2 separate regions of the Mus musculus genome follow, and region 1 is linked to region 2. Evidence: chromatin loops called from intact Hi-C (ENCODE). Cell type or tissue: heart. All regions are shown on one strand. Links, peaks and the distances in the headings refer to the core of each region. The heading gives the core; the rest is flanking DNA.

The links. A loop is a pair of places that touch in the nucleus more often than their neighbours do. Peaks named below come from ENCODE experiments on the same cell type or tissue, not always from the same donor. Only the 100,000 strongest peaks of a DNase experiment are listed, where the experiment ranks them.
Region 1: a loop joins it to region 2, with 4 times the contacts of the local background. A loop is called at or near these places in 17 of 42 quality-filtered maps.

Annotation. Positions count from the first base shown.
Region 1 is chr19:5,919,876-5,929,762 of GRCm38, reverse strand. It overlaps Cdc42ep2 (CDC42 effector protein (Rho GTPase binding) 2), which reads left to right and starts at 4,947. Exons shown (of 2, transcript NM_026772.2): 1 at 4,947-4,999. In heart, for the core only: a CTCF peak has its summit at 5,691; DNase peaks (open chromatin) are centred at 4,872, 5,642, 7,402, 7,802 and 1 weaker place; H3K4me3 peaks cover 3,765 bases; H3K27ac peaks cover 3,020 bases.
Region 2 is chr19:6,012,283-6,022,169 of GRCm38, reverse strand. It overlaps Gm10814 (predicted gene 10814), which reads right to left and starts at 9,550. Exons shown (of 5, transcript NR_045783.1): 1 at 9,486-9,550; 2 at 7,814-7,941; 3 at 6,358-7,301; 4 at 5,687-5,853; 5 at 3,711-4,372. It overlaps Capn1 (calpain 1), which reads left to right and starts at 6,923. Exons shown (of 22, transcript NM_007600.3): 1 at 6,923-7,064; 2 at 7,702-7,969; 3 at 8,105-8,174; 4 at 8,463-8,581. The coding sequence starts at 7,703. In heart, for the core only: CTCF peaks have their summits at 1,699 (motif pointing left), 3,828 (motif pointing right), 5,450 (motif pointing left) and 6,267; DNase peaks (open chromatin) are centred at 3,859 and 6,479; H3K4me3 peaks cover 1,348 bases; H3K27ac peaks cover 758 bases; H3K27me3 peaks cover 664 bases.

The DNA.
Region 1 (9,887 bases), core at 3,296-8,295, 94 kb after region 2:
GCAGGGACGGGAAGGAAGGGCTGAGTCAGTCTGTGTGGTCATCTCCGTGGGGGAGGAAGCTGTAGGACTGGACCTCGTGGGTCCGTCCGAGGGCAGGGAGGCTGCAGGCTCAGTGTGAACTGAATCTCTTCTCTCCCATCCATCACGGATTGCACAGACTTTCTCTGTGCCTTGTGGGCCCTACTCCTTAGCCACAATGGTGCCCCCAGGACCTTCCCAATGGACAACTGGGATGTCCAACCCGAACACAGGGTCTAGGGTGGGAGCCATCCCCAAAGAGCTAAACTAGTCCAGCCTCACCCCACCCCCACCCCACACACACCTAGGTCTTTACATGTAGCCTGGGGTGGGTGGAGAGGGGTTGTGTAAAAAGCTGGTTTAGTAACTGAAAATCTTATTTTATTTTTCTTTTGGTTTGAGACAGGGCATTACTCTGTAGACTAGCTTGGAACTCAGTATATGTAGCCCAAATTGGTCTAAAAATTATGGCAATCCTCCTGTCTCAGTCTTTTGAGTGCTGAGACTAAAGGCACATACCTCAGTGCCCCAACTAAAAATTCCATTCCATAAATGATTAACTGTGAGACACCAAATGGCAATGCCAGGTCTGTCTGCACAACTCCATGTATGCGCATCCCGCCTGCTGGGACTCTCTTCAGAGACTGGGTTTCTAGCCTGTTTGTGAGTGGAGGAAAGGCTAAGTGCCCTCCTCAAACCCTTGTACAGGGCAGAACCCAGGGCCAGGCCCTTCTGGATGGAGACCAGGTCTTTGTCTTGCTTAGATTAACAGCAAGAGCCAAGGAGCCATCCAAGTAGCATGGACAGCTCTGAGCAAAAGCTTTTCCCATCCAGGGTGACAGAAAACAATTCCCATAGTGCTCTGCAGCTCCCTACATATCTTCTCCAACCCTGCCCATCATCCACCCCCTACAGAGACCGCCCCAAAGAACCCTGGGCTGGGTGCTGCCAGTACAGCCCTGGGCCTTGGAGAAGAACTTAAGACACCCCCCCCCACAACCTTCCACCCCTATAACTTCCGGTTTTGTTGCCAGCTCTGGTCCTGGAGGCTGGAGTGTCTGAGAACATCTGGATGCCAGCTGGCATCTGGTGAGGGTCCTCATACGATGTCATCCCCTGGCAGAAGACAGAAGGGAGACTGGGTAGATGGGGGGAGAGGGAGAGAGAGAAAGTGGGCTTGCACTCTCCAGCCCTTCCATAGTTGGAACTAAACTTTTTATGGGCTTACAGCCCTCTGACCTCAACAGCCCCCAGCAGGCCCCGCCTCCCAACACCGTTGCCTTGGGGAGTAAATTCCCAACATACCTCTTTCGGGGACATATTCAAAGTTTAACTTTTACCCATACCACCATGTGGCCTGGGTCCCTTTCCAGGACTGGCCCTAGTTTTTCTCTATGACATCAGGCTAGCACTGATGCATCCTGTGGAACTGAGCATGAAGTACTGCCTGCCAACTGGAGATTAAGTACTGCCTGCCAACTGGAGATTAAGTACTGCCAGCCGTGCTGGCACACAGGGAGACAGAGGCAGGTGGACTCTGTGAGTTTGAGGCCAGCCTGGTTTAGGTTCCGAGTCAGTCAGGGTTACCATGTAGTTTAAAAAAAAAAAAAAAAAAAAAAGCAGCCTGGCATGGTGGTGCGCGCCTTTAATCCCAGCACTCAGGAGGCAGAGGCAGGTGGATTTTGAATTCAAGGCCAGCCTGGTCTACAGAGTGAGTTCCAGGACAGCCAGAGCTACACAGAAAAAAAAAAAAAAAAAAAAAAAGGCAGAAAAAGATTAAATTCTTAGCTTCCTTTATTTCATTTTCCATTGATACTGGAACAAATTAACACAAGCTTGCTTGGTGGTTTAATACAGTACATCTGGGCCAGAGAGACAGCTCAGTGCTTAAAATATTGCTCATGCCGAGCAGCTGGGTGTGATTCCCTGAACCCAGTGTCAAGCAGTTCACACCGCCTGTAATAAGGTCGTCCAGGTACCCTCAGAGGCTTCCCCCACACATCTCCACAGAGGCAGACGTATGCACGTAACTTAACAACAACAGAGGAGCCGTAGAGATTCTTTAGCATGTTATGTAGGTCAGTAGGCCAGTGAGGCTACAGTGAAGAAGGTGTTAGCATGGCTGTTGATTCTGTCTGTCGCTGTCTTCTCCTGCTGTTGGAAGGTCCAGAGGTCCTTGGCCCTCGAGCCTTCTTTCATCTCTAAGAGTAGCATGATGGTGTCTCTGGCTTGCCCTTTCCTTCCTTACACTTTACAAAATTGACTTATTTATTGGTGAGTGTTTAGGTCAGCGGAAAGCCTGTGGGAATGGTTCTCTCCTCCCACCATGTGCGTTCTGCGGCTCGTCAGACTTGGGGATAGCGAGTTTAGTTCATAGAGCGCTTATGGAGCAAGCGTGAAGCCCTGGGTTCTGTCCTGAGCACTGAATGGAACAGCCTGTGATGGTGCCTGTCCGGAATCCCAGCACTCAGAAGGGAAGCCGAACCCTTTCACCGGACCCCTCCCCCCTTTCCTCTTTTGACACAGGGTCTCATTATGCTGTATCCTGTCTGGCCTGGAACTCACTGTAGACCAGGCTGGTCTCAAACTTGAAATAGCTGCCGTGCCTCTGCCTTTCTGGTCACAGGCTCACTGCCAGGCGGCTTCAGATGCATCTTTCATTCTTTTGTTTTTATTTTTAAGGGCCCTTGTAATTAAGTCTGGCCTATTCAGGACATTTTTTTTTTTTTCCCGAGACAGGGTTTCTCTGTGTAGCCCTGGCTGTCCTGGAACTCACTCTGTAGACCAGGCTAACCTCAAACTCAGAAATTTGCCTGCCTCTGCCTCCCAAGTGCTGGGATTAAAGGCGTGCACCACCACTGCCCAGCCAGGACAATCTTTCTTCCTTTTCTTTCTTTTTTTTAAAAATTTATTATTATAAATAATTACACTGTAGTTGTCTTCAGACACACCAGAAGAGGGCGTCAGATCTCATTACAGATGGTTGTGAGACACCATGTGGTTGCTGGGATTTGAACTCAGAACCTCTGGAAGAGCAGGCAGTGCTCTTAACCACTGAGCTATCTCTCCAGCCCTTCCTTTTCTTTCTTTAAAAAAAAAAAATTACACTGAAGACAGAATCAGATTAATCCCTGTGAGTTCAAGGCCAGGCAGGGCTACATAGTGAGTTCCAGATTAGCCAAGGCTATGTAGAGAGACCTGCCCCCCCCAAAAAAAAGACTCTTAGCCTTCTTTCTTTCTTTCTTTCTTTCTTTCTTTTTTTTTTGGGGGGGGGGTTGTGTGTGTGGTGGAGCATGTGGAGATCAGAAAAGAACATTTAAAAGTTCGTTCCCCCTTCTTCCACCATGTAGGCCCTAGAAATCAAACTGAGGTTTTGAGGCTTGGTCACGAGCACCCTTACACAGAGTCTTCGCTCATAACGGTCTTCTTTTATTTTAGGGCTTGAATTTGCTACACAGCTGAGGAGAAACATTTTGAGCTCCTGATCCCCCTGCCTCCACCTTCTGAGTGCTGATGCCCCATCACATGCTGTTCAATCCAGTGCCCAGGGCTTCTCGGGGCTCTGTAAGCGCTCCACGAACTAGAGTACATGCCTAACCTGGGATAATCTCTCTGTTAAAGTCGGCTGAGCAGGCATGCGGCTCACATCTACAGACCCAGCTCTTTGGGAGGGCAAGGAAGGCGAGCTGCTTGAACCCAGGAGTTCAATCAATTATAATTTCTGGTAATTCCCTTTTCCCACATAACAAAATGGTCCCAGACGTTAAAACGTGGAGCTCTTGATCTAGTGGTGCATGCGTGTGAGTGTAAGATTATGTGAATGTGTGTGTGTGTGTGTGTGTGTGTGTGTGTATGTATGTGTGTGTGAGTGTGTGTATGTGTGTGACTTGGGATTAAACAGAAGGACTGACATACAGGGAATCTCACCGAGCTCCTCCGAGCTGTCCTCCTGGCCCAGAATATGGTCATCTTTAGGGAAGCATGACCCAGTCCTTCCCATTCTCCCCTCCCTTTTGGCTTGCCTGACATACTCCCCAGCCCCAGCATCCCTCCCTCCTATCCACACACCGCTTTCCACATCTGCTATCTGGAAGGCAAGCATCCCGATTTCCTCCTCCTATCACTGTCCTCTTCTTTGCCTCACTCCTCTTAGCACTCATCCACCCGGAAGGGGATCAGCCTGTGCCTGGAACCTCGAATTTCTTGAATCCTGACTCCTCAGCTTCCCTAACCACGAACAGACACTCAGAGAATTTACTCACAAAACGGCGCAATGAGAAGTTTCCCTCGGTTTGTCTCATCAGCTTTAGGACCTGTCCTTCAATAACTGTTTCTGATCCTGTTCTAAACCATCCACCTCAGAAACCACTTAGCAGGTCAGCAAACTCGTGCAAGTTCAGGCTGTGTCTGTCTCTGTTTTTCTCTGTGCTTTCCGACCCTGAATCTTTCTCGCATCCTTCATCACTCTCCTAGCCTAGGGTAAACTCTTCAAAACTCCCCTAGGTTTGTAAAACGCCTGCAAAGCCCAATTCATTCTTGAAGAGTCAGTGCGGGCGCCTCCCGGGTCCTCGTCCTTCCGTCAAGGAAACCCATCCAAGGATGGTCAGAGATTTCTCAAGAATTCTTTCTTCCGGCCTTTGTTGGCCCAGTGCTTCTAGCCTAAAGTTTTTATTCCAACACGAACAGCTGGCGTCCTCGTGTGTATCCACCCTTGTTACCCTTCGGTGATAGCCCTCAGCCGCCCGGAGGCTAAGCCTCTAGAATCTTGGAATCCAGCTCTTAGCCTTTACAGAAAGAAGAACCTGGGCGGTGCCGCGGTGGGCGGGGATGTGTGGGTGGGGGTTCGAGAGGAGCGGTCCGGGATTGGCTTCTGGCTCTGGGGGCGTGGCTTAGGCCCAAGGTCTGCACTGTAAGTTCCCAGGCCCTCCCTGGTCCTCTATCCTAGCCGCACAGCTCTGCAGCTTTGCCCGCGCTCCTCAAGGTGAGTTGGGACTGGGGTTTTACAGGCCTCCCGCAGCTCCCTGGAGAGTGCTAGCCAGGCGGTGTTCTGTTTTGGCTCAGATCAGGTCCATTATCTGGGGTCTGGATCCCCGCCCCCTACCCATGACCTCCCGCAGCGCTCAAGGCGCTGTGCTGTCAGTCTTGCAGCTCCGGGTTGTACTTCTATGCTGGCCAGAGACCTGGGACTAGGGAACATCCTCTCTTCGGCCCGTGTCCCTGCCTGGGCTGGAGGCCGTATTTTTAGCGGATGGTGAGGTGTCCTCCTATCTTTAGCTTTAGTGTTACTGAAATGGATCTGGGCCGCGCTGGGTAGCGCTTGACTGGGGATCTGGAGGGGTCGGCACAGGAACACAAGCCAGGGCTGAGCAGCCGGACTCCGGGGAGGGCGGGGGCCTGCACGTCCGAAGTCTGGCTGTGAGCCAAGCAGACATTGAGACTTCGCCCAGGCCAAGAAGCTCAGGCAAGGCAAGGCCCCTCCCAGATATCGGAGTCCCAGACAAGGTCCCCGATAATTGCAATTCTACCCTCACGGTGGTCCGATTGTGCAACCCAGAGAAAAAGGGCCTATGGGCGATCCACCTCGGGCACTGGAGCACGCAGTTCCTCGGTGGGCGTCTCCCTGGAGCGGGTATGCTCGGTGGGACCCTAGAACCCCGGGTTATAGCAGGGACGCGCGCGCCACCTAGCGACATTGTACTACAGAGAGATCGCTGCAGAAGCACCAGATTCTGAGCCAGCCCTGCCAGGGCTGGCAGGAGGGGACCTAGAAGGGTTTGGTTTTTGTTCTTGATGCAACCTCTACCTGGAAGAGCCGAAGTGCTTGAGAAAAGCCCTGAAGATATGTGCTGAATGTCCTTTGACGGTTACTGTGGATCCGTCTATTGTGCAGAGGCCTCTTGTTTCAAGTATAGCAGTGGGTCAGCTTATTTTAAAGACAGGGAAGGTGAGTTCAGTCCCAGAGAGAAAAGGTTCATTGCTCAAGGTCACAGAGGCCCAGGTGGAACTAGATTTCAAACCCTTCCCCTTGGGCTGCTGGCAAGACGGCTCAGCGGAAGTCTTTTGCTGAGCAAGCTTGGAGGTGAGCTCCTTTCCCGAAACACTCAGAGATGGACTCCACAAAGTATTCTGACTTCCACACACATTCCGCACACTACGTACACACTCGCGAACGCACTCACACACACACACACTCACATTAAAATACACTCAACAGTAACAATAAATAAAACTTTCTAGTTTTTTCTTTTTTTATTTTTAGAGGCAGTTTTTTTGTTTTTTGTTTTTTTAGTTTTTAGAAGTAAACAGATCTCTAAGTTCAGTTGGCCTGGTCTACGGAGTGAGTTCCAGGACCACCATAAACCTTCTCAGTGAGCCTTTAGAAAAGGGGCAGACCTAGAGCTGGGCCTGGTGGCACACTTTCTTGTTTTTTTTGGGGGGGGGGAGGGAGGGGTTGAGATTTGAATGTTTGACAGGGTCTCACTGTCCTGAACTCACTATGCAAACCAAGATGGACTCAATCTCCCAGAGATCTGCCTGCCTCTGCCTCCCAAAAGCACTTATCACCTGCCTGGCCAGCCCGTACGCTTTTAATCCCAGCACTTGGGAAGGGGAAGAAGGCAGATCTCTGTGAATTTGAGGCCAGCCTGGTCTACACAGTGAGACCCTGTATTTAAAAAAAAAGTGGTGTGCAGCGGGGAGTCCATTAATTTTGAAGTGTCTGTGTAGGGAGGGGAATTTTCATGAACATCCAGAGTGAACAGGGGCTAACTATTCTCCATGACCAGAGGTGATCTGCCTCTAGAAAGTCATTTTCTCTGAGGGAGGCCCAAGATTGCTGACCAGGGCAAGCCATAGAACTGGGATGGCTTTCATCTGTGCCTCCCATTAGCGGAGGAAGCTCCTCCTGGCAGCCTGGTCCTAGTCAGAGCTCTTTATAGAGCTGCACACTTGCAAGCTGGGGAAGTGGGAGCCAAGAGATAAGACTATATAGGGGAAGCCTGAAGACGTGATAGCTTCTCTCATGCTCCCCACCCCTATCACCGTGGGTATGGCCCCTTGCCTCGGAGACACGTGGACCAGCCTCGGTACCAGTGCCTTCTCTTGCTAGTCCGATGACCTTTGTAAAGTTCCTTAATATGTCTGAGGTTCCAGTTCCACTCCATCAGCTAACTGAGACACTAGTGGCACCCGCCACAACGTGCCTTATAAACATGTAAGGAATTCCATGGCAGGCTGGAGCCCCTCGTCCTGTGGTGGCCGGATCTTCTATTTAGAGTTGCTGGTTGTTGTTCCCAGTTTTCTCCTGGGTGGTTGATATGGGCCCCACCCTTCCCGTTAGCCTCTGTGCTCCTCACATCTGGATTTGGGTGGGAACATCTGGCTCAGAATGAGACAGCTGTCAGGGACGCCCAGTTTGCTGTGGAAACATCCAAGCTGTCTTGGTGATCTAGTGTGATGGAGTGAGGGTAGGGAAGGACCTGGCCCAGGCTCTCAGCAAATCTCCCGTCATCACAACTCTCCCCCAGTGGAAAGGAAGTCACCCAGTGCTCCACAGCAGCTGAGAGAGCAGATTAGATATTGTCAGCAGGCCTTGCATTTGGTGTGGTGGTTACACGATTCTAAGACTTTGAGTGTGTCTTCATCAGACAGCTTCCCTAGACTTCGGTAGAACACACCTTTCCCGTTGGCTGCAGGTGCTCTGGGGTTAGAGCTGTCCAGCTTCCATGGCTCAGCATGACTGACCTGGGATGTCTGGCCTTGGGGCGGGGTTTCCTGAGCGAGGTCCTGTGCTGGGATGGGGACAGTTAGGACTCTGGCCTGCCCTGCACCCTGCCGCCTCCTCCCTGCTCTTCCTGGCCATCCCTAGCCTGGGCAGAGGAAATGGTGGATACCTCTTCTGCTCGGGTGTGGAGGAGGAGGAGGGGCTCCTCTGGCTTCACTCCTGGCCCCGCCCCTAGCTGCTACGTGAGCTTGGACCAGTTTCTTTGCCTTTTGTACAGGATTCTGCGTGCACTTAAAGGAGCTAAAGGGGCCAGTCAAGCCCTCCCTACACCAACCCCCTACCAAGGAACAGGAGGGTGTACCTGCTCCACTTCCTTCTTGTTAAAGCAGTATGACACCCATTCACAGTGTATTTTTTTTCCACCTTAAAAATAGCTTTTCTTTTCGTGACTACATAAACAATACTTGCTTATTAAGAAACTGGTGACTGGGGTGTAGATCTGGTTTTTGGTTTTGGATTTGGATTTATCTTGATTTGTGTTTTTAGACAGCATCTCAAAAAAGAAAACTGCATTTATATAAAACACTGAACAAGTGCACACTGTAGCAGCGCATGCCCTGAATCCGACATACAGAGACTGTTAGTGTCACACACCCTGAATCCGACATACAGAGGCGGTTAGTGTCACACACCCTGAATCTGACATACAGAGACTGTTAGTGTCACACACCCTGAATCCGACATACAGAGGAGAGCCAGGGTTACACAGAGAAACCCTGTCAAAACAAAACAAAACAAAGGTTCTTATCCAGGCTGGCATATATGGAGGTGGATGGCAGGTGCAGCTTTTAATCCATGGCACCATCTCGGAGCTGGTTAAAATCACTTGTTGAGTGTTTGGGAACTTGGGTTCCCAGCAATTACATGATGGCTGGCAACCATTTGTAACTCAAATTCAAGGGCATGAATATCTTCTTCTGACCCGTGGGCACCAGCTATGCATTCAGTGCACTCACATGCTTGCAGGCAAAACACTCATACACATAAATCTAAAAAAAAAAAAAAAAGTTAGTGACCCTTTGACCGTGTTTCCACATTTTGCTTGTAGCCTCTGCTCCTCGTCTGTCTCATTCTGCTTCTCCAGCGAGGCATGGACTCTGCCAGGAGCGACATGGAAGCCCAGAGAGTTTGCATGTTCAAATGGGGATCATAGGAGGGTTGTGATAACATGTGTTCACAAAACTTTCAGAATGCCAACCACCCGAAAATATCTGTACACCCTGGTCCATCTCTCTCAGAGCTAGGACTGGGAGGCTGGTCAGACAGATTCCATCAGACCCAGCCTCGCTGCTAAGGACCAGACCTGAGGGATGAGAAACGGAAAACCTCCAACTGGGAAGTGATGGGTCCAGTGTGAGGCACTGACCATTCACTGGGATGGACACCATCCAGCTCTGGTCCAGGCCTGGGCAGGAGAGGCCAGGCAGTTTCCAAACTCTCCACCCTCAGTTGAGTAGGGAATTAAGAGCAATGGTGAGATTCCCGTACATTGAGGCACTTCCCATGTGTCAGAATGTATCTGATGGAGGTCAGGGTTGAGAGTGAATACCTGGGCAGGAGCAGAACCAGGGACCAGGGACCAGCGATAGGAGTTTGTAGGATCTACCATTCAGCTTCTGGGCCGCAGTTTCCCTTCAAAAGAGACTTGAGGAGGAGTATAGTAGTGGCTTACATTTTAATTGCAGCATTTGAGAGGCTAAGGCAGGTGGATCTTTTTGTGTTCCAGATCACAGTGAGCTCTAAGTCAACTAGGGCTGCATAGTGAAAGTCTGTTTAAAAAAACCCAACAGAACAAAGCCAAGCCGGACTGGGGGGCCTGGCATCATTCCATAAGACAGCATGGACGTGTAAGGACACATAACTTTTATTAGGTGTCCTCCAAAGAGAGCCCTGATACAGGCAGAGTAGAAATGAAGACATTATCAGAGATGCCTTTTTTTTTTCCTTCCTGAGACAGTGCTTCTTTGTGTAGCCCTGAATGTCTTGGAAGTCTCTCTGTAGACCAGGCTGGCCTCAAACTCACAGAGATCTGCCTGGCTCTGCCTCCTGAGTGCTGGGATTAAAAGCTTACACCACCACTGCCTGG
Region 2 (9,887 bases), core at 1,608-6,607:
ACTATGTAGCCCAGGCCAGCCTTAAATTTACATCAATCCTTCTGCTGCAGCTTCCCAAGTGCTGAGATTACAGGTGTGTTTGTGTGTATGGCTGTGTGTGTGTGTGTGTATGGCTGTGTGTGTGTGTATGGCTATGTGTGTGTGTATGGCTGTGTGTGTGTATGACTATGTGTGTTTGTGTGTTTGTGTGTGTGTATGGGTGTGTGTGTATGACTGTGTGTGTTTGTGTGGCTCTGTGTGTGTGTATGACTGTGTGTGGTTGTGTGTGTGTCTATGACTGTGTGTGGTTGTGTGGTTGTGTGTGTGTATGGCTCTGTGTGTGTGTGTATGGTTGTATGTGTGTGTATGGCTGTGTGTGTTTGTGTGGCTGTGTGTGTGTCTATGACTGTGTGTGGTTGTGTGGTTGTGTGTGTGTATGGCTCTGTGTGTGTATATGGTTGTATGTGTGTGTATGGCTGTGTGTGTGTGTGTATGACTGTGTGTGTTTGTGTGGCTGTGTGTGTGTGTGTGTGTCTGTGTGTAGATCAGACAGTAACTTTCAGGACTAGTTTCTCTCCCCCCACTGTTGGCTCCAGATCTCAAACACAACAGCAATTTACTCAATGCGTCACCTCAGTGGTCCCTCGTGAATTTCTTATGATATCCTCTAGAAAAAGAAAACCTAAATATAAACAGACATATATGTGTGTGTATCAGATATTCATATATGTATGAATATAGTATACAAATGTTGACCTCTGATTTTGTCCCTAACACACAGCTCCTAAAATACACACAATTTTCTGTGTGATAGAATTTGTCTCTCAAAGAAGTCCTTGGATTATTCACAAGGCAAGCATGTGGGATTCACACTAATGAGGTTACAGGGCCGGGGCTGCTCGTTTTAGAAAAGCCCATCTTGGGACTTGAGAGATGACTTAGTAGTTAAAGTGCACTTGCCCAGAAATTGAGAAGACCAGTGTTTAAATTCTCAGTGATCAGGCATGGTGATCGGGCATGGTAGCTTGCCTACGATTCCAGTTTCGGAAGGCAGAGATGGGATCCCCAAAGCAAACTGCCTAAGGAGACTAGCCAGCCGTTTGGTGAGCACTGGGTTTGACTGCCACCCTGCCTCAGCAGGGAAGCTGGATTTAGAGTGATTCTTGATGTCAACCTCTGGTCCCCACATGTCCACAGTGAGCTGAACCCTCCCACATCAACCATTAATCAAGACAAGATCCCACGGACTTGTCCACAGGACAGTCTTTTTTAAAATATTTTTATTTATTTTTCTCCCATACAGCGCATCCCGACTGCAGTTTCCCCTCCCTGCTCTCCCTCCAGCCTCCCCAGGCCCTGCAGGAGCGTCTCACCGTCTCACCGAGTGTTTTCTTAGTTAAGATTCTCTCTTCCCAGTTGTCTAGGTTTGTATCAACTTGACAGAAACAGTCTGTTTAAGACAGAGAGTTGTCACTTGGCCATCCTGCTTGTGGATGACAGCTGAGAGTAAAAGAGTCACCTGTGAAGGAACCTTTAACCTGTGTGTTCTACACTAACTCTGAAAGCTAAGGATGAAACAGGGGGACCTCTGGCAGGGGTGTGGTTCTGCTAGCTGAAGATAGTTTACCTTTGGAATTCTGGGGACTCTTAAGAGAGCTATATAAAGGCCAGAGCGCCAAGAGAGGGGGAGGCTGCTGCTCCCCCTGCTGCTGGGGTTTGAAGTGGTCATAAGCAAACACACAAGAAGAAACTGGTTATCAAGGAACTTGCCACTCTCAGTCAGCAGTCAGCAGGAAGTAGCCTAACAATATCAATGCCCCTTGCCCCTCTCGCTTTCTTTCTCTCTTACCTAGTGTTGGGGGGCAGATGGGATTGGGGTGCAGAGGGTGGTAGGTAAAAGAACCGACCAATAAAATAGCCAATTCAACCCAGCCTCATCTCATTAGCCCACTCAGGGGCTAGAGTTGCATTTGATATATCCCCATTTCCCAAGAACCCCTCCCCCATCTGCCAGTAAGTTCCTGTGGCTTTAACAGCTTTAGTGAGGTCTAAACAGATTACATATTTAAAATGAGTATCTTTTTTTTTTTTTTTTTTGTTTGTTTGTTTTTTGAGACAGGGTTTCTCTGTATAGCCCTGGCTGTCTTGGAGCTCACTTTGTAGACCAGGCTGGCCTCTCGAACTCAGAAATCCACCTGCCTCTGGCTCCAGAGTGCTGGGATTAAAGGCGTGCGCCACCACGCCCGGCTTCAAAATGAGTATCTTGTTTCAATATGTCATATATCCATGAAACCTTTATAGTCAGAAGAATAAAGAGGTCACCACTACCACCACCCACCACCCCCTGCCAAAAAAAAAAAGTTTTCTCAAGGTCCTTGGCAATCCCTTCCTCTCACCCTTTTCATCCCAGTACTTCCCTCACCATGAAACACTACAGTAGTGTGAATTCCCTAGAACTTCCCCTTGCTTCCTCATGGGTGTTTGAATGAGAATGGCCCCCATAAGCCTATATGTTTGAATACTTGGTCCCCAGTTGGTGGGATTGTGTGGGAAGGATTAGGAGCTGTGACCTTGTTGGAGGAAGAGTGTCAAAAGTCCATTGCATTCTCAGCCACTGCTCCTGTCCCCTCCCTGCCTGCTGCTGTGCTGTCACCATGACGGCCATGAGCTCACCCTCTGAAACCATAGCCCCCATAATGGCTTCTTTTGTTTCTTTGTTTGTTTTTTCCAAGATAGGGTTTCTCTGAATAGCCCTGGCTGTCCTGGAACTCACTCTGTAGACCAGGCCAGCCTCGAACTCAGAAATCTGCCTGCCTCTGCCTCCCAAGTGCTGGGATTAAAGGCGTGTGCCACCACTGCCTGGCCCATAATGGCTTCTTGTCTAAGTTGGCTTGGCCATGGTATCTAAGCATGCAACAGAAAAGCAACTAAGACATCTGCCCCTTCTTCTCTCCTTCCTATTCTTCCTGCTGGGGCTCGAACCCAGAGCCTCGTCTATATTAGGTTTTTGTTTGTTTGTTTTTAAGACAGGATCCTGAAGTTTCAAACTTGTTATGTAGCTGAAGATGACTTGAATTCCTGATGCCCTGCCTCTACCTCCCAGGCGCCGGAGCAAAAGAGCACACCACCATGCAGTTTAAGCTGTGCTCGGCATTGGATGGAGGGTTTGAATGGTAGTTTGAATATGCTTGGCCCAGGAAGGTGTACTATTAGGAGGTGTGGCCTTGATGGAGTCAGGGTGTAGGCGGGGCTTTCAGAGTGTAGGCGGGGCTTTGAGATCTAGTGCTCAAACTCTGCTCAGTGTGGAAGAGTCTCTTCCTGGCTGGCTTTAGATCAAGATGTAGAACTATGGGCTCCTCTAGCACCAAATCAGCCATATGCTGCCATGCTTCCCACCATGATTATAACGGACTGAACCACTGAACCTGTAAGCCAGCACCAATTAAAGGTTTGTCTTTATAAGCGTTGCCTCGGGCGGCTGGAGAGATGACTCAGCTGTTAAGAGCACTGACTGCTCTTCCAGTGGTCCTGAGTTCAATTCCCAGCAACCACATGGTGGTTCACAACCATCTGTGATGGGCTCTGATATGTTCTTCTGGTGTTTCTGAAGTCAGCTACAGTGTATTCATATACATAAAATAAATAAATCTTTTAAAAATTAAAAAAAAAAAGTTGCCTTGGTCATGGTGTCTCTTTATAGCAATAAAACCCTAAGACAGAGAGCTTTGTGTGTGCTAGACAAGCGCTTTACTCCACTGAGCTACATTCCAAGCTCCATTTATTTACAAATTTGTTTGATATTTATGGTTGTTTGCACATGTGTGCACCATTTCGGGCAATGCTCACAGAGGCCGGAAGAGGGCGCCAGAATCCCTGGAACTGGAGCTACAAGTACTCACGTGGGTTCTGGGAACTTGAACCACACGCAATCTTGCTGCTCTTGCAGAACCATGAATCCAAGATGAGTTTATGCTACACAAGCAAGGCTGCATCTCAAAAACTAAGGAGACTTGCTATTTTCCATTTTTGTGCTCTGCTTATTACAATTGTTGGAGCAATATAGACACAATGTTATTCCCGCAGTTCACCATCAGGTTCATCCTTAATGTCGCTGCTCTGAGGGTTTACAGATACAGTGCACACAATACATGCCCTGTATCTACCACGACTGTAGCTTCCTGGCCTTGAAAACATCCTGTGATCCATCCAGTCAGCCCTTACTCCTCATCTTCTGCTAACCAGTTATCTCTTCATTTTGTCTTTTTTCTTCCTATCTTTTCCAGAAAGTCTAAGGTTCAGAATCATTCAAGACACCACTTTCTCAAGATGGTCTTTAAGAAGGCTCAGTGGGTAAAAGTGCTTGATGCCAAACTCGGCAACCCGAGTTCGATTCCTGGAACACACATGGTAGAAAGAGAGAACAGAAACATGGACACTAACGTGACTTATACATGCCCCTTGTTTCAAAAAAAAAAGAAAAGAAAAGAAAAAAAAGTGAATCGGTCTGGAGGGCATTGCCTGAGGACCAGTTTGTTTCTGCAGCTTAAAAGTAGACTCCATATTCCACCTTTCATGCTGAGGCTGGCACTACCCTCAATGATCATCTCGTCAAGTTCATTTCCTGGTGTGACAATGAATATGGGGACAGAACCAAGGTGGTGGCACTTAGGGTCCACATGGCTTCCAAAGAGTAAGGGCCTCTGGGCCACCAGGTCAAGCGGGATCAGGAGAGGAAGAGAGGGATTTCTTTGTTGGGGGTGTCCTTGCCCCTACTCAGCACCCCAACACACAGAACATCCCCTCCTTATAGTACTGCACCATAGGTCAGCAACAATGTTCAGGTCCCTCCAAAAGGGACACCTGCCACCTTTTTGACTTGAGCCATCCTTTTCTGTCCCTGGATTTTAAATATTTATTTATTTATTTATTTATTTTGGTTTTTCAAGACAGGGTTTCTCTGTGTAGCCCCCTTTGCAGTCCTGGAACTCTCTCTGTAGACCAGGCTGGCTTCAAATTCACAGAGATCAGTCTGTCTCTGCCTCCAGAGTACTGCCATTAAAGGCCTGTGCCACCACTGTCCTGCTACAACATTCTTTGATCGGGCTGCCCATGTCTCTTGACCCCTTCAGCCCACCCTTATTTAACCTCCTTTGCTTGTACAATTCTGAGCCACCTCCAATAGAATGACATCTAAACTAGCAGGGCTTAGTGGTAAATTCTGTAATCACAGCAGTTGAGAGGTGGCGGCAGGAGGATCCGGAGCTGAAGGCCAGTCTCAGCTACATACAGTTCAAAGTCGGCCTAGGCTACGTGAGACCTTATGTCAGGGAGGGAAGAGCTGGCGAAATAGCTTGGCAGTTCTAGAGGGCTTGCTGCTCCTCTAGAGGTGCTGGGTTCAGTTCGCAGCCTTCACATCAGGCAGCTCTTTGATTGCCTGTAACTCCAGCTTGTGAGGGTCTGAAACCCTCTTCTGCCCTCTTGTGCTTACTTGCATGCATGTGCACACATAAATAAAACAACAAAAATCTGAACCCCTGAATCTGCCTAACCCTGCCACTCTCCCCTCTTTTCTCCCCGGAGTAAGCAACACCCGCTACACCTCATGTCCTCTACCTGCCTAGGCTTTCTTCAGGCACCACCCTACCTCTCCCCCGCCCCCGGCCACGCGCATCTCCCCACCCTTGCCAAAGTTCCTGCCTTTACTGACACCTGCATTAGATGAGGCTTCAGTCGGGGAAAGTGTGTGGACCAACCCTTCCTCTCCATTAACCATGAAGGCAGAGGCGTCTTCATCAGCTCATGCCCAGCTGAGCATAACGCCCAGGTGCGAAAGTTAGACGCAGTCAGCTCTTAACTTTTGGAGTGTCGAGGTGCCTAGAATCCCAAGAAAAGCACCATCTATTCAATGAATGCTTGTCCATCTTATGTAGCTTGATCGGCCATGCTGTGACCTCTATAACTGTGAAGAGCCTTGGGACCGCTCCAATCCCTCTGCATCCTTGATGCTCCAAACTCTTGTAGTGCGCCCAGGGGGATCTGCAGGTCCTGTGTGAGCCTGCCCTGGTGTTCCGGGCCTCTGCTGCCCTCTCCCGGGTCAGGTAACCCCCACAAGGGAGCTGATCCCAGGTGCGCAGACCAATTACTTGAAAGAGAAGGCCAGAATGCTACACAAAGATTGGCTAAGGCCATTGTCCCTCTTTTTTTTCTGCACGGTTGGGGAAATCGAGGCACGGATTTACCTAAGGCCATGCAGGGTGTGCGCAAAGACCGCTAGGGCGGAGTGCTAGCTCTGCAGGCCTGCGCCCTAAGGTGAGGGGGTGGGGAGCTGGCTCAGCCCTACAGCGGGTCTGCGGCAGGGACCGGCCGGGGTGGGGCTACCGTTTGTCTAGCGTCCGGCAGAAGTCAGCTCTCATCCAGCCAGGGGCAGCTCCAGCAAGCAGTTGCAGCCACCAGAGGTAATCCCTGCTTCGCCGAGCGCCGGCTGGGCTGGAAGACAGCTGCAACCCAGAGGCACGCGGGGGCGCAGGAGGCGGGTGGAGGACTGTGTTGGCGGCGTCACTGAGCCGGATCGTCCCCAGTACCTTCCCGGAGGGCGACATAGGGTGGGGCCGGCGGCTCTGCAACTCGAGCTGCGGCCCTAGTTAAAAATACCCCTTGCCCTACCCTCTCTCTGGCCGGCGGTGCCCTTCTGTCCCAGTCCAACCCTTCTCACCCGGACCGGCGACCGGCTCCTCCCGGGAGACAACTCTGCCATTTACCAATTTGTCCTCTCGCAGAGCTGGCTTAGAGTCTGCAGAGGAAGGGGGCGGGGGGAGGGGACTGAAAGACACCCTAAGTAAGAGATAGTAAAAAAGTGTTGCGGGGGAGATAAGGGAGAGCCTAGAGGGAGCGGGGTAAGAGCCTCGGGCGTAGGTGGAGGACCAGGGAGGGAGGGACCAGGGCCGAGGGGCGGTGGAGGAGGGCGGGGAGGAGGGCAGGGAGGAGGGCAGGGAGGAGCGCTCTTCCTGGTTGGGCCCTGCCCTGAGCTGCCACCAAGGAAGCCAGCCCCAGGGACCGCAGCAATCTCCCAAACTCCCCTTCCCCAGGTAAGAAGTTGGGTGTCCAGACTACGACTGTTTGACCCAGGCCACTGCTTCTGGGGTTAGGGGGCTGTCGCTGATCAGCCCCTGCTTCAGGTCTTCTGTGTGTTTGCCTGAGGGTTAAGGGTCCGGAAGCAGCTCAACCCAGGCGCTCAGCTCAACCTGTCCGCTGTAGCTGGGCCAGTGTCCAGTGCTCTGATGTTCAGCTTGTGGAAAGGCATCAGTGCGTGGAGTTTTCAGTTCCTAAGCCGAGGAAAGGGGCAAATGAACTAGATGCTTGGCAGCTTTGTGGAGGGGAAGTTACAGGCAGGCAAATGGTGTCAGGGATCGTACCTGGAGTACCTCTGCTCTGCTGCTGTGGCTGGCCTCCACCCTATCCTACCTGCCTGGATGGCTGATACCAAACTGTCACCTCTGGGCGGTAAGAATAGGGAAAAGAGAGGTGGTGACCAGGATACCTAGAAACTGGACACCCCTTTCCAGATTCTGAGAGCCTAACAACAAGGTGGCTGAGAGTCCCAGGCACTGTAAAGGGAGCAGTGACCCATGTTTGGGGAGGAATGAGTCCAGGAGAATGTCGGCAGGCAGTTGTGTTTTATCCCTGGGAAGGCCTGCATCTCTACCAGGCCCATGTGTTCCCCAGGATGACAGAGGAGTTAATCACCCCTGTGTACTGCACCGGGGTGTCAGCCCAAGTACAGAAGAAGCGGGACAAGGAGCTGGGCTTGGGCCGCCATGAAAACGCCATCAAGTACCTGGGCCAGGATTATGAAACGCTTCGGGCAAGATGCCTGCAGAGTGGGGTCCTCTTCCAAGACGAGGCCTTCCCTCCGGTTTCTCATAGCCTGGGCTTCAAGGAACTGGGTCCTCATTCCTCTAAAACCTATGGCATCAAATGGAAGCGGCCTACGGTAAGAGGGCCACTCTGGGTGGAACTTGGTTCTGATGGTGGTGGGCAATGGGACTGGGCCCCCCCATTATTCGTGGTGTCTGGGTACCAGTTTCTAGGAGGGACTGGCCCAGGAACATGACCGTGGGTCTTGTAGGAACTGATGTCAAACCCCCAGTTCATCGTGGATGGAGCCACCCGGACAGACATCTGCCAGGGAGCACTGGGTAGGCCCCCAGGGGTGGGGTTCTGGGCGTTTGCCCCATTGTAGTTCTCCGTTCCCGTTCCATTGGGCACTGCCCCAACTCCTCCCTCCTGCAGGTCCAGACAGGTTTTGACTATCAGCATAGGTGCTGGTTCGCCCAGATTCCTGGGTCTTTTCTGTAAGCGGAGGGGAGATGAAGGGTACCCCACCCAGGGAATCCCTGGTGGCCCCCGGCATCCCACATACACAGCACCTCCCTCCCCTGGGCAGATCCGGAAAGCAAGCCTGATGAGGGTCTTTCCTATTCCAGGGGACTGTTGGCTCCTGGCTGCCATTGCCTCCCTCACCCTCAACGAGACTATTCTGCACCGAGTGGTTCCCTACGGCCAGAGCTTTCAGGATGGCTACGCTGGCATCTTTCATTTCCAGGTGAAGGTCCCTGCACCCTCCCTGGGCCAGAGGAATAGCTGACTTTAGGGAGATGGGAAAGGATGGCCCACAGCACTGTGAAGCTGAGATGGCCGGGGCCATGCCCTTCGAGGGCAGCCCTCCCTCTGGAAGGTATTTGGCCTCTCTGTGCCACCTCTGGTCAGTCATGTGTGAATGGTCAAGCAGGTATTTTCAGCTTGCAGCTCTCCTAGGTAAGGTTGTGCTTAGCAGAGAAAGTGTGGAAGAAGTGCTTTGGCTTTTTGCCCCAGCCTCAGTTTCCCCATCTTCACCTGTCAGTTCACCCTTTTCCCAGTTTCCCAGACTTGGCAAACCTGACAGAGTGTAGAGGAAAAGACAGACATGGCGTTTAAACACCATTCCCTGATGTTTCTGACAGGGCCCACGTTTCAAGTTACATTAGTGAATTCTCCAGGAGCTAGTGTTGAGAGTCACACCCCAAAAGTCTTGGTTGAGGCCTTTTCTACCATGATGATCCCAGTCATGCCTGAAGGGGGTCTCTGTGTTCCTTCCTTCTGCCTAATTTGGTCCCACTACCTCACTCTGCCCACGCCAGAAGAAATGGCAGCTATTATTCTATGCTGAGTGCCCCAACCAAGACAGCTCTGTCACCCTTTTCCCTACCCCCTTTCCTCAAATCTCCAATCTACTCCTCTTCCAGCTTCTATTTGGCACAGTCAGTGCCGCTTCCCAAATCCTTCAGTGATCCTCTTACCTCATCATTCTGGGCTTCTCCCTGCAACAATTTTTGGTGTTTTCCGAAGCTTCTGTCCCTAGGCAGCCTAGGCCTGCATCCCTGGAGCAAATCTGGTGCATTTGGAACCAGCCTGCCCATCTGTGGTTGAGGGTCTGGGCACAACATTGTCTTTCCACATCTCCCACTTACTTCTATACTCAGGCTTAAAATAAGGAAGCAAGGGGCTGTGAAGCTGAGATGGCCGGGGCTACGCCCTGTGCGGACAGCCCTCCCTCCGGAAGGTATTTGGCCCCTCTGTGCTAAGAGCACTAGAAGCTCTTTCAGGGTTCCTGAGTTCAATTTCAGCAACCTCGTGGTGCCTCACAACCAACTATAATGTGGTCTGATGCTCTCTTCTGTTGTACAGACTTAACAGAAAGACTCATATATAGCCGGGCGTGGTGGCTCATGCCTTTAATCCCAGCACTCGGGAGGCAGAGGCAGGCGGATTTCTGAGTTCGAGGTGGGCCTGGTCTACAGAGTGAGTTCCAGGACAGCCAGGGCTACACAGAGAAACCCTGTCTCAAAAACCAAAACAAACAAACAAACAAA